3 separate regions of the Homo sapiens genome follow, and regions 2 and 3 are each linked to region 1. Evidence: chromatin loops called from intact Hi-C (ENCODE). Cell type or tissue: Calu3. All regions are shown on one strand. Each heading gives the region's core, and the rest is flanking DNA. Links, peaks and the distances in the headings are about the cores only.

Region 1 (3,225 bases), core at 375-2,874:
TTCCCAGAGTCACAAAAATCATAATCTGTGCCGCACAAGGTAGGAGGCTCGGTCCCGGCATCGTCCAAGCCTTCCCGACGCGGCGAGCTGGGGAAGGGAGCTGGGGCGGGGGCTTCCCGCACGGGCACCCCTCGCCCCACGGCCCTCTCCTTTCTCAGGACGGACCACGAGTTCCCTTCCCCTTGGACTGAGGGGGAAGCTCCTAACAGGAACATCTGTAGGGAGTTGAACGCTGGCATTTTAAAGCTGCCTGTATTTTGTTTTATTTGTAGGGGCAGGGGTCCTATGAACGTGATAGGGTGAGCAACGCACAGAGTCGAGGGCAGCAAATGTCAAGATTCGGGGGTGGGGCCTGCACCGGGAACTTGGACGCGGGCCCTGGCCGGGGTGGAAGAAGAGGTCAGGAGTTTCGGAAGGGGGGCTATATTTCGCCAGCAACTTACTATTTCGCCTGCAACTTGCTTTTAAGCCTGCCGCCCCCTGCTTTCCTTAATCATAATAATAAAAAAAAAGTGCAAAGAAATCCAGCTCGCTGGAGGTTTTGCATTTGGCGTGCAACTTCCTTCGAGTGTGAGCACATTGGGCGGGAGGGGTGGGGGTTGAACTTGGCAGGCGGCGCCTCCTTCTGCCGCCGCCGCCGCCTCGCAGACTCGGGGAAGAGGGTGGGGGACGGTCGGGGCGCGGGGGAGGGTGGGTTCTGCTTTGCAACTTCTCTCCCAGTGCGAGAGCGCGGCGGCGGCAGCTGAAGACCCGGCCGCCCAGATGATGCGGTGGTGGGGGACCTGCCGGCACGCGACTCCCCCCGGGCCCAAAGTACGTATGCGCCGACCCCCGCTATCCCGTCCCTTCCCTGAAGCCTCCCCAGAGGGCGTGTCAGGCCGCCCGGCCCCGAGCGCGGCCGAGACGCTGCGGCACCGTTTCCGTGCAACCCCGTAGCCCCTTTCGAAGTGACACACTTCACGCAACTCGGCCCGGCGGCGGCGGCGCGGGCCACTCACGCAGCTCAGCCGCGGGAGGCGCCCCGGCTCTTGTGGCCCGCCCGCTGTCACCCGCAGGGGCACTGGCGGCGCTTGCCGCCAAGGGGCAGAGCGAGCTCCCGAGTGGGTCTGGAGCCGCGGAGCTGGGCGGGGGCGGGAAGGAGGTAGCGAGAAAAGAAACTGGAGAAACTCGGTGGCCCTCTTAACGCCGCCCCAGAGAGACCAGGTCGGCCCCCGCCGCTGCCGCCGCCACCCTTTTTCCTGGGGAGTTGGGGGCGGGGGGCGAAGCGCGGCGCACCGGGCGGGGCGGCCACGCCAGGGGACGCGGGCGTGCAGGCGCCGTCGGGGCCGGGGTGGCGGGGCCCGCGCGGAGGGCGTGGGGGCAGGGACCGCGGGCGCCCCTGCAGTTGCCAAGCGTCACCAACAGGTTGCATCGTTCCCCGCGGCCGCCGCGCGGCCCCTCGGGCGGGGAGCGGCCGGGGGTGGAGTGGGAGCGCGTGTGTGCGAGTGTGTGCGCGCCGTGGCGCCGCCTCCACCCGCTCCCCGCTCGGTCCCGCTCGCTCGCCCAGGCCGGGCTGCCCTTTCGCGTGTCCGCGCTCTCTTCCCTCCGCCGCCGCCTCCTCCATTTTGCGAGCTCGTGTCTGTGACGGGAGCCCGAGTCACCGCCTGCCCGTCGGGGACGGATTCTGTGGGTGGAAGGAGACGCCGCAGCCGGAGCGGCCGAAGCAGCTGGGACCGGGACGGGGCACGCGCGCCCGGAACCTCGACCCGCGGAGCCCGGCGCGGGGCGGAGGGCTGGCTTGTCAGCTGGGCAATGGGAGACTTTCTTAAATAGGGGCTCTCCCCCCACCCATGGAGAAAGGGGCGGCTGTTTACTTCCTTTTTTTAGAAAAAAAAAATATATTTCCCTCCTGCTCCTTCTGCGTTCACAAGCTAAGTTGTTTATCTCGGCTGCGGCGGGAACTGCGGACGGTGGCGGGCGAGCGGCTCCTCTGCCAGAGGTAAGAAGCGAGGCGGGAGGGGGCCGGGGCGCGCTCGCTCCCCCGAGGTGCCGCTGGGACCGGAGACAACTCGGGGGCCGCCGCGGGAGCCTACAAACTTTTATTAGCCTCGGGGAGTGGGGGTGGGGGGCTGGCAAGGGCCGGGCGACGGTGACGAAAGGGCAGCGCGCGGGTGACAGCGCTGGCCTCTTCCTCTCCCTCCGCAGGCGTCCCCTGGCCGGGCCGAGGGGGAGGAACCTGACCTCGGACGGCGAGCGGAGCCCTGTCGAACTGCCGGGGGCTTCGAGCCTCTCATTCCTCGCGGGAATCCTGGCCTCTTTTCTCCCCCTAGTGTCCCCTTTCCCTCCAAGGGGGTCGCCCGACACCCGTTTTCGTGGTGAACGCTAAGCCGCGTCTGAATTTTACTCGCCCGAATATTTGCACGCCACCCCGGCGCGCCCGAGCGCGAGCCCGGGCTCCGGGGAGGCCCCGGCGGCGCCTGGCTTGAGGAGGGCGTGCGGGGCGCGTGAGGGTGCACACGCGGGGGGCTGACAGCCCGCAACTTGGAGACTGCGGCCGGGGCCGGCGTTATCTGTTAGAAGTGGGCGTGTCGGAGAGAGAACTCAACAGGTCTGGACGTACTTCTCTTTTAACCTCGCACTTTTTTCTCTTCTCCACCCCCGCCCCGCAAGGGCTTGCTCTTTAGCGTTTGTTGTTAATTCGCGCCTGAGGTTTCTAAGTGGCCCCTTTTAGAAAAAGACCCCCTGTAACCGTAATGGTTTTGTGCTGCGATTTTTACAAGTGCTAGTTTGACGTTTGGGGTTGCAGACTTGATAATTGCAACCTTGTAATACCACTTAAGACCCTCTGGCATGGTTCATTAGGGCCAATTAATGTGGCTGGGTTATTTGCAACTTAAACTGGGGGATAATGTCGCTTGAGGGAGCGTTTTCGTTTTAGGAAATATTGTTTTGGTTTCGGGTTTGAAGGCAGCTGTCAAAAAAGCGGCATGGAAATTCATTGGGCTCCATTCGATACCTCGTGTTTAGAGATCGTTATCGCCTCAGATAAACGGGGCAGAGAGGTGGGGAGATAAGCAGTTTACCCTCAAGATTTGTAGTGGCAAGTCCACACCCCTCTCTCTACCTTCATATTCACTTTTCAGTGAGGGCCAGTGACATTTATGCTGCCTAACGTCATCGCATAGGAAAAGTTACCTTTTATTGGACGGGATTTGACTATAGTGTCCCAAATGCGCTTCTCCGTCT
Region 2 (3,225 bases), core at 321-2,820, 560 kb before region 1:
CTCATTCATTTGTCTTATAGAATTATAAAGAGAAGCTCAAACTTGATGCCACATTCTTCCTCTTGTAATAATAACTGGCATGTATGCAGTGCTTTGCAGCTTACCTGTTTTGTAAAATGTTTCCTTTGGACTGTTACTTATGGAGACCATATCTTTGTTCTCTTAGTCTAAACAGTTAGATGTCATTGATGATCCAGGCCAGCCTTTGAAAAAAAAGTGTAGTAGAGCATAATTAAGTATATAGAGTCTAAGTCAGAAAGACCCTGGTTGACGTCTCAGACTCATCAATATTTGCTGTATAACCTTGGACAAGTTACTTATATTTTCTGAACATTTGTATTGTCATCTATAAACTAGGCATAATAATTTCTACCTATTAGAATTGTTGTGATGCTTCTACACAGCAAGAGGAATCAAACGAATAGCACTATGTCTCCTACATGTGAGTGCCCAGTAAGTATTAAGAATGACTTATGATTATTGTTCTTATTTATATGTACTTATTTTCAGTGCATCCAGAAGGTCCTGCTCCTGCTCCGAATGTCTCCTTCTTGTTCCTTGGCACAATGAACATTAGATGTGCATGCTTTGGGTTAAGTACATACTTTGCTAAGGTGCTCCCATTTAAAATGCAAATTTACATGTGAATTATTGGCTTCTTAGCTTAACTTTGATATCATTTGCCTTCCAAGATGACTAAAAAGAAATGGAAAATAGGGGGACTGGGACAAGTACTTTCAGAGCATCCACTTCTCCTCAGGAAAAACAGATCAAGGAGGCAAAGTTGGAGGAATCAAGGGCATCTTTGCAGCCTGAAAGGCACTCAAAATAGCAACAAAGACTGAGGGGGATAGGAACATGGGGGTAGGGTTTTGAGAGGGAGCCCCTCTCCACAGATCTGCCAGGCCACCTCAGAGGCGCTATACTGTGCAGCATGTCAGTTCTGATCCTGAGCACCTGCATCTCTACCTGTCAGAGCATATCTGGTGATGAGCCATTTGCTTTGGCTTCTTGGCTCCTGCCACTGGATTTGAGTGTGTGTCACAGTGTGACTGTGCACCAATTATCTCCCTGTCCTCTTATAAATTTCATTCAGGCTTTGGAGCATGAATGTGATTATGAAATTACTCTAGGTCTTTCGTAAGATGTGTTGAAGCGAAATCAGACTAAAGGTAGGAAAAGAGATTGGAAAGTGCTGTCCCTAATCCAGAAGTGAGGCTAGGAGAGGCAGCTAGAATAGGATTACTTTGCCTCTCCTCCAAGGATTACTCAAGTCTTAGATCATATTTCACCACCATCAAGTCTACATCCCAATAATGACTCATTTTTGTGATCATCTTGAGAATTTCCACACAATAATCAGCTTGGTCTTAAGGTTGTTCCATTTTGGTTTTTAGGATTGATGAGCTAACTATATCCACTATTTCCCACAGTTATTTCAGTCCTATAGTCACATTAGGCAAGTGTCTCTTCCTGAGCCAGCAGGTGTCACTATTGATCAATTGAAAATAAACATGGTAGACCTACCAAGATAAAGATAGATCTACCTCTGATTAGAAAAAAAAAAAAATTAACTTGGCATTTCAAGTTAAACTACTATTGCTCAGATCCACTGAATTCCTTGTAAACAGCTGAGCTCTCAAAAGCATGTATATTTCTTCATCACCGCCTATCTGCAGATACAAGGCATGTAGAGGTCTTGTGAAAATGGAGTTGAAGAGATGGTCCTCATGGTTTCACTCCAGGACCAATGCTCTGAGACTTACTTAGAGCCTTATTTTCTATATTCTTTTTCTTTTCTCTTTATAGCTAGGAATAGTCAATCCTAATTGACCACTAAGGGAATCTTCCATGGTATATTTTAGCCCCAGAATGATTTTCCTCATTTGATATATTCCTCAGACATTAAAGTTGATTTCAGAGAAATATGTACCAGAAATAATCAGTAAATAAATCATGTAGTATACTTCAAAACCAAAATGTAACTTTGGGGAGAGATGATCTCTGACTCTGCATCATCTGAGGCACTGTTCTCTCTTTCAACACAAAACTAAACAAAAGGCAATTTGTTAAATACATTTATGCATATCCCTTTCCTTTACAAATATACACTAAATATTATTATATACAAACTACCATGCTTTCTCCATGAGGCTTACCTCAACCCCCTTCTCTTTTAGAGAATTTTCTTATATAAAATTCCTCTGTCTTTAATATTTATTTTCTCTCAATAGTTCTCTTGTGTAGTTTGGTGTATATGTATTTTTCTACTGCTAGATTGTCAGTTCTAAATTTTTTTAAAAGGTAAAAATATTGGATATGTTCTACCCACAGAACCTCTCCATTTCACATGTGGCTTATGAGAGTAGCCAGCATTGCTTGATTTCCTTTTGTAATTGAAACACCAAGAATAATGCCTGGCATAGAAGAGGTAGCCAAAAAAAAATTTTAATGTTAGGCATTTCAGTGATGGAAAAACAAAGACCCCTTCTCTGCACCCATAGTGAAATGCTTATAGTCTAGCAGGGGATGTAAAATATGCATGCAAATAGGACTTCCAATCTTGTATTAAGTCCTGTAGCAATAAAGTGCACAGGGAACTCAGAAAACGTCTCTGAGTGGCTGGCCATGAAAGGTTTGCAGGAAAAAAAACGGGCTTTAATTTAGAAATATATATATATAGAAAAGAGAGGGAAAGAAGGAGATAAAAATATTTGGCATGAAACAAATAGCAGAGCTGAGGCATAGGGACAGGGAAGCCTAGAAGATACATAGAGTATTTATTTGAATAACACCTTAATTAGGTAAAATAAATAAATAAATATAATAAAACTTAGGTCCTGCAGGCATAATTTATGTAGATAGTAGGGAATATTGAGCTTGAATCAGGAAAAATAACATCTAAAGAACTGGATATATAATATTCCATGTTTTACAGTGTTATAATTTAATATTTTAGATGGCACTATGTTACTAGCTTTGAAATTTCTCTCATACTTCCAATAATTTAACTTCTTAGAATAATTCTAAATAATTGCCTGGGAAAGTGAGAAACCTTTTTAGTTAACTTATGCATTGCCAAAGATTTTAGGGGGAGGGTGTCAACTAGAAGGAAGAGTAAGTGCAAAGGCCTTAAGTATGCTTAAGGAATCAAAAACAAAAACAAACAAAAAAAGCTACTGATGGGAAATTGAAGACTTACACTTGGAAATGGGAAGGAAGTAG
Region 3 (3,225 bases), core at 321-2,820, 190 kb before region 1:
AAGGAGTTACAGAAGAAACGTCAGAGTACAGTGAGCAGAGAGAGGCCAGCCACACTTGGTCAGTGAGATAAGAATGCCTCTTGCCCTCCACTGGTGAGCATCTCACTGAGTGCAGGGAGGCTGTAGAGATTGGACCCCGAGCATGTGTTTGATCCATTGGCTAGAGAAGAAACTTCTTTTGATCAAATCCTGCCACCCCACACCAGCTGTGTGACCTTGGGCAAGTTATAGCACCTCTAAGCGCCTTCATTTTCACATCGGTAAAATGTGTATAATAGTAACACCCATCTCATTAATGTATTGTGAGGATTAAAGAGAAAATAATTGTATGGCAATTTGAACTGTGCCTAGAAGGTAGTCCACACTAAATAAGTATTAACTACTATCATTATTAGAAGTAATATAATAATATTGTCTTAAAACCAGAGATCTGAATCTAATAAAAATTAAGAAAATATTAAATAGAATAAAACTATGCATATAATAAATACTAAATAGAATAAAATTGGAAAGATAGTAAAGAGGATATCAATACGTGGAAATACTCCAGGCTGATAACCAAGATGAATTTCATACCAGATTGCTAATGTGTCTGCCCATTCACCTACAAGATCTGCTGAAACGGCTCTCCTAAAAATGTCCCCATATCTCTTCATGGTCATCCTGAGTTGGAATTCCCAGAGTCAGAGAGACAAGAGTCTATTTTGGCTTTTCCCTGAAACTTAATCGAGTGTAGCTGGTGTTTTAGACATTGTATCCTGATATTTTAGCTCTTATTGAAGTTATTTAGGGTTTTTAGGAAGGGTCTTGGATTCTCCTCTTTTGCTAATTTTTGATGTATTATTATTAAATGATTGTAACCATCATTAGAATTCTATGTATTTATGTGTAAATTTAAAATATTTGTAACTTTAGTATTTAGAACTACTTTAAAACAAAACCATGTACAAGCCTATCCATATTCTTTCAGTTTCATTGTGGCTGGATACTATGTTGCCTTGAATTTTACCTGTTACTTGCCCAGCTTCTGGATTTCCAGTATCAGAACATTAGAGGTTCATATTTTCCATACAAAAATAGAAAAAGTCATAATGGCGTGAAAGTCCCTGGGAGATTCACCCTTTCTTCTAGTGTGGTGTCTCAGCAAGTTCCCAGGCATATCACAGGATGGGAAGGATGGGGAAATACTCACCTAGGGCACTTACAAGGAGATAAGAATGGGAGGGCAGAGGGAGTTGGTCACCACGCTTGAACAAAGGGAGAAAAATATGTACACCTCTCATGAGTCATCAGTGAAAGTATCCAGCATGCTCAGGGGGCCTCCTGAACTTTGAAACTTGGATTTAATCCAGACATGAAATATGGAAAGTCACTCTTTATGCAATGCTTTCATCACCACCTCCGTTTTGCCTCTCTTTCATCTCAGTTAAGAGATACAAGACAGGTTCTTGTAATGACTGCCTGTGATTGCCATGCTAACAAAACTATTTACATGGAAATTAGGAATCCCATGTAGAATTCCAGAATCAAAGGTCCTGTGGATATGGTAATCAAGAAAATGTCTTTATATCCACATTATTGTGCCCATATGGTTATGATGCCATCTGGGTGCTAATTCTAATGCTATTCTTTCATGAGATGTTTAATAGTGCTCAATATTATTGACTGTTTAGTAGGCAGTAGAATTAGAGTTCCAATTATATGAGGTCATAGCACTGGCTACATGAGTGACCAGAAAGATGACTTACAGGGATTCCAGAAAACACACACACACACACACACACACACACACACACGCGTACACATGCACGTACACATACATGTATGCACTCATCAGGTAACTCTTTAAAAATTACTTAAATTCCTGATGAAGAGGCTACCACTTCTAAACTAATAAATGTCATGTGGACAGATATCTCCTTAGTAGCTGGGCTCATGCCATCCCTGCCCAGAAAAGGGGGCTAGAATCCCACAGAAAAAGCAGAAGATTATGCCCTCTTAGGAACTATAGTCCATCCTCCCAAGGTTTTTTTCCCCTTTAAGCAAATCCTCCTCACAAAAGAAAGATATGTTTATTTGTATTTTCAGTTAAGTTGACTATTTATTCACATTTCCTGCTGATGAGTCATTTATGCAGTTTACTGAAAAAAATAAATTGGTCACTAAAGCACTGCAAAATTAGGGTTCAAAGACGCAAAACTGACGTAAGCATCAAATAGGTACAGGTTAAGAATTTAATCAGCAAATAGATCAGTCAGCACGCTAGGACAGTACTCACACAAAGACTGGGTTTTGTTTAATTCTTTTCCAAGGGATCAGCACAGCCAGCCTGTCTGGAGCACCTCTGTTGGTTTTGCTCATCAGATACTTGTAAACAGAGCAAACACAGATATTTGATCAAGAAACCAAACCCCACATGCCTGGAATCAAGTGTGAGAAAATATCTTGGGCTTACTCCCATGATGCCTGTGTAAAAGTCGCACCGTTTGTCTGTAAATAAAAGGCCTGAGTTTAGCAGAAGATCATAGGAAAATGCAGCAAATGCACCATGTTTACAATGTGCAAAGGCAGAGAGAAGCATCAGTTCTCAGCATGAGATTGTTGGTTATGCCTGTGGGGGAGCAGATGGGAGATCACTATTGATCTCTAAAGTAGCTGGGTCAGCCAGACATGTTGGCTCATGCCTGTAATCCCAATAATTCAGGAGGCCAAGGTGAGAGGACTGCTTGATCCCAGGAGTTCAAGATTACAGTCAGCTGTGATTGCACCACTGCACTCCAGCCTGGGCAACAAAGCGAAATGTGGTCTTTTTTAAAATAAACAAATAAAATGTAAAAGTGGCTGGGCCTGTGCTCCATATACAGACTCATTTGCCCTCTTCTCAAGAACTCATCTGCTTTTAAAACTGGAGGATGATTGTTATTTTTATTTCTTCTTCTGGATACATTTTTAACCAACGTTAGAAAAATCAACCAGAGAGACAAATATCCATATACATACAGTAGCTTCACTAAAATATCTAGGATGGTCGAAACTGTCACCAAGGAGCCTTAGAAATGGATATTAATAACATGTACTTACCATGTGCTAGGCACCACATATATTACCTGTGTTAATTAATCCTCAGAACCATGGAAGAGTTACCATTATTATTCTCAACTCATGGATGAAGAAAATGAGACATAGCTTTGCCAACATTCACAGCAAATAAAGGGTGGCCCATCT

What was found. Hi-C counts contacts between places; a loop is a spot of excess contacts. Peaks named below come from ENCODE experiments on the same cell type or tissue, not always from the same donor. Only the 100,000 strongest peaks of a DNase experiment are listed, where the experiment ranks them.
Region 2: it touches region 1 in a loop (4-fold over the local background); 14 of 110 quality-filtered maps call a loop at or near these places.
Region 3: it touches region 1 in a loop (5-fold over the local background); 9 of 110 quality-filtered maps call a loop at or near these places.

The regions. Positions count from the first base shown.
Region 1 is chr5:143,401,964-143,405,188 of GRCh38, reverse strand. It overlaps NR3C1 (nuclear receptor subfamily 3 group C member 1), which reads left to right and starts at 1,503. Exons shown (of 9, transcript NM_000176.3): 1 at 1,503-1,978. LOC128966704 reads left to right here. Exons shown (of 2, transcript XM_054328421.1): 2 at 273-523. The coding sequence ends at 303. RefSeq lists enhancers at 308-447, 488-557, 1-602 and silencers at 608-1,877, 2,118-2,197, 2,408-2,507. In Calu3, for the core only: a CTCF peak has its summit at 1,396; DNase peaks (open chromatin) are centred at 388, 898, 1,108, 1,378 and 3 weaker places.
Region 2 is chr5:143,966,479-143,969,703 of GRCh38, reverse strand. No RefSeq gene overlaps it. Among named protein-coding and RNA genes, the nearest start is that of HMHB1, 160 kb to the right of the region's middle. In Calu3, for the core only: a CTCF peak has its summit at 1,443 (motif pointing right); a DNase peak (open chromatin) is centred at 1,503.
Region 3 is chr5:143,594,498-143,597,722 of GRCh38, reverse strand. All of the region lies in intron 3 of LOC105378209 (a long non-coding RNA gene), which reads right to left. Among named protein-coding and RNA genes, the nearest start is that of MIR5197, 84 kb to the left of the region's middle. RefSeq lists a cis regulatory region at 1,325-1,338 and enhancers at 1,260-1,404, 1,225-1,519, 1,283-2,482. In Calu3, for the core only: no CTCF peak of the experiment used is centred there; DNase peaks (open chromatin) are centred at 1,342, 1,772 and 2,362.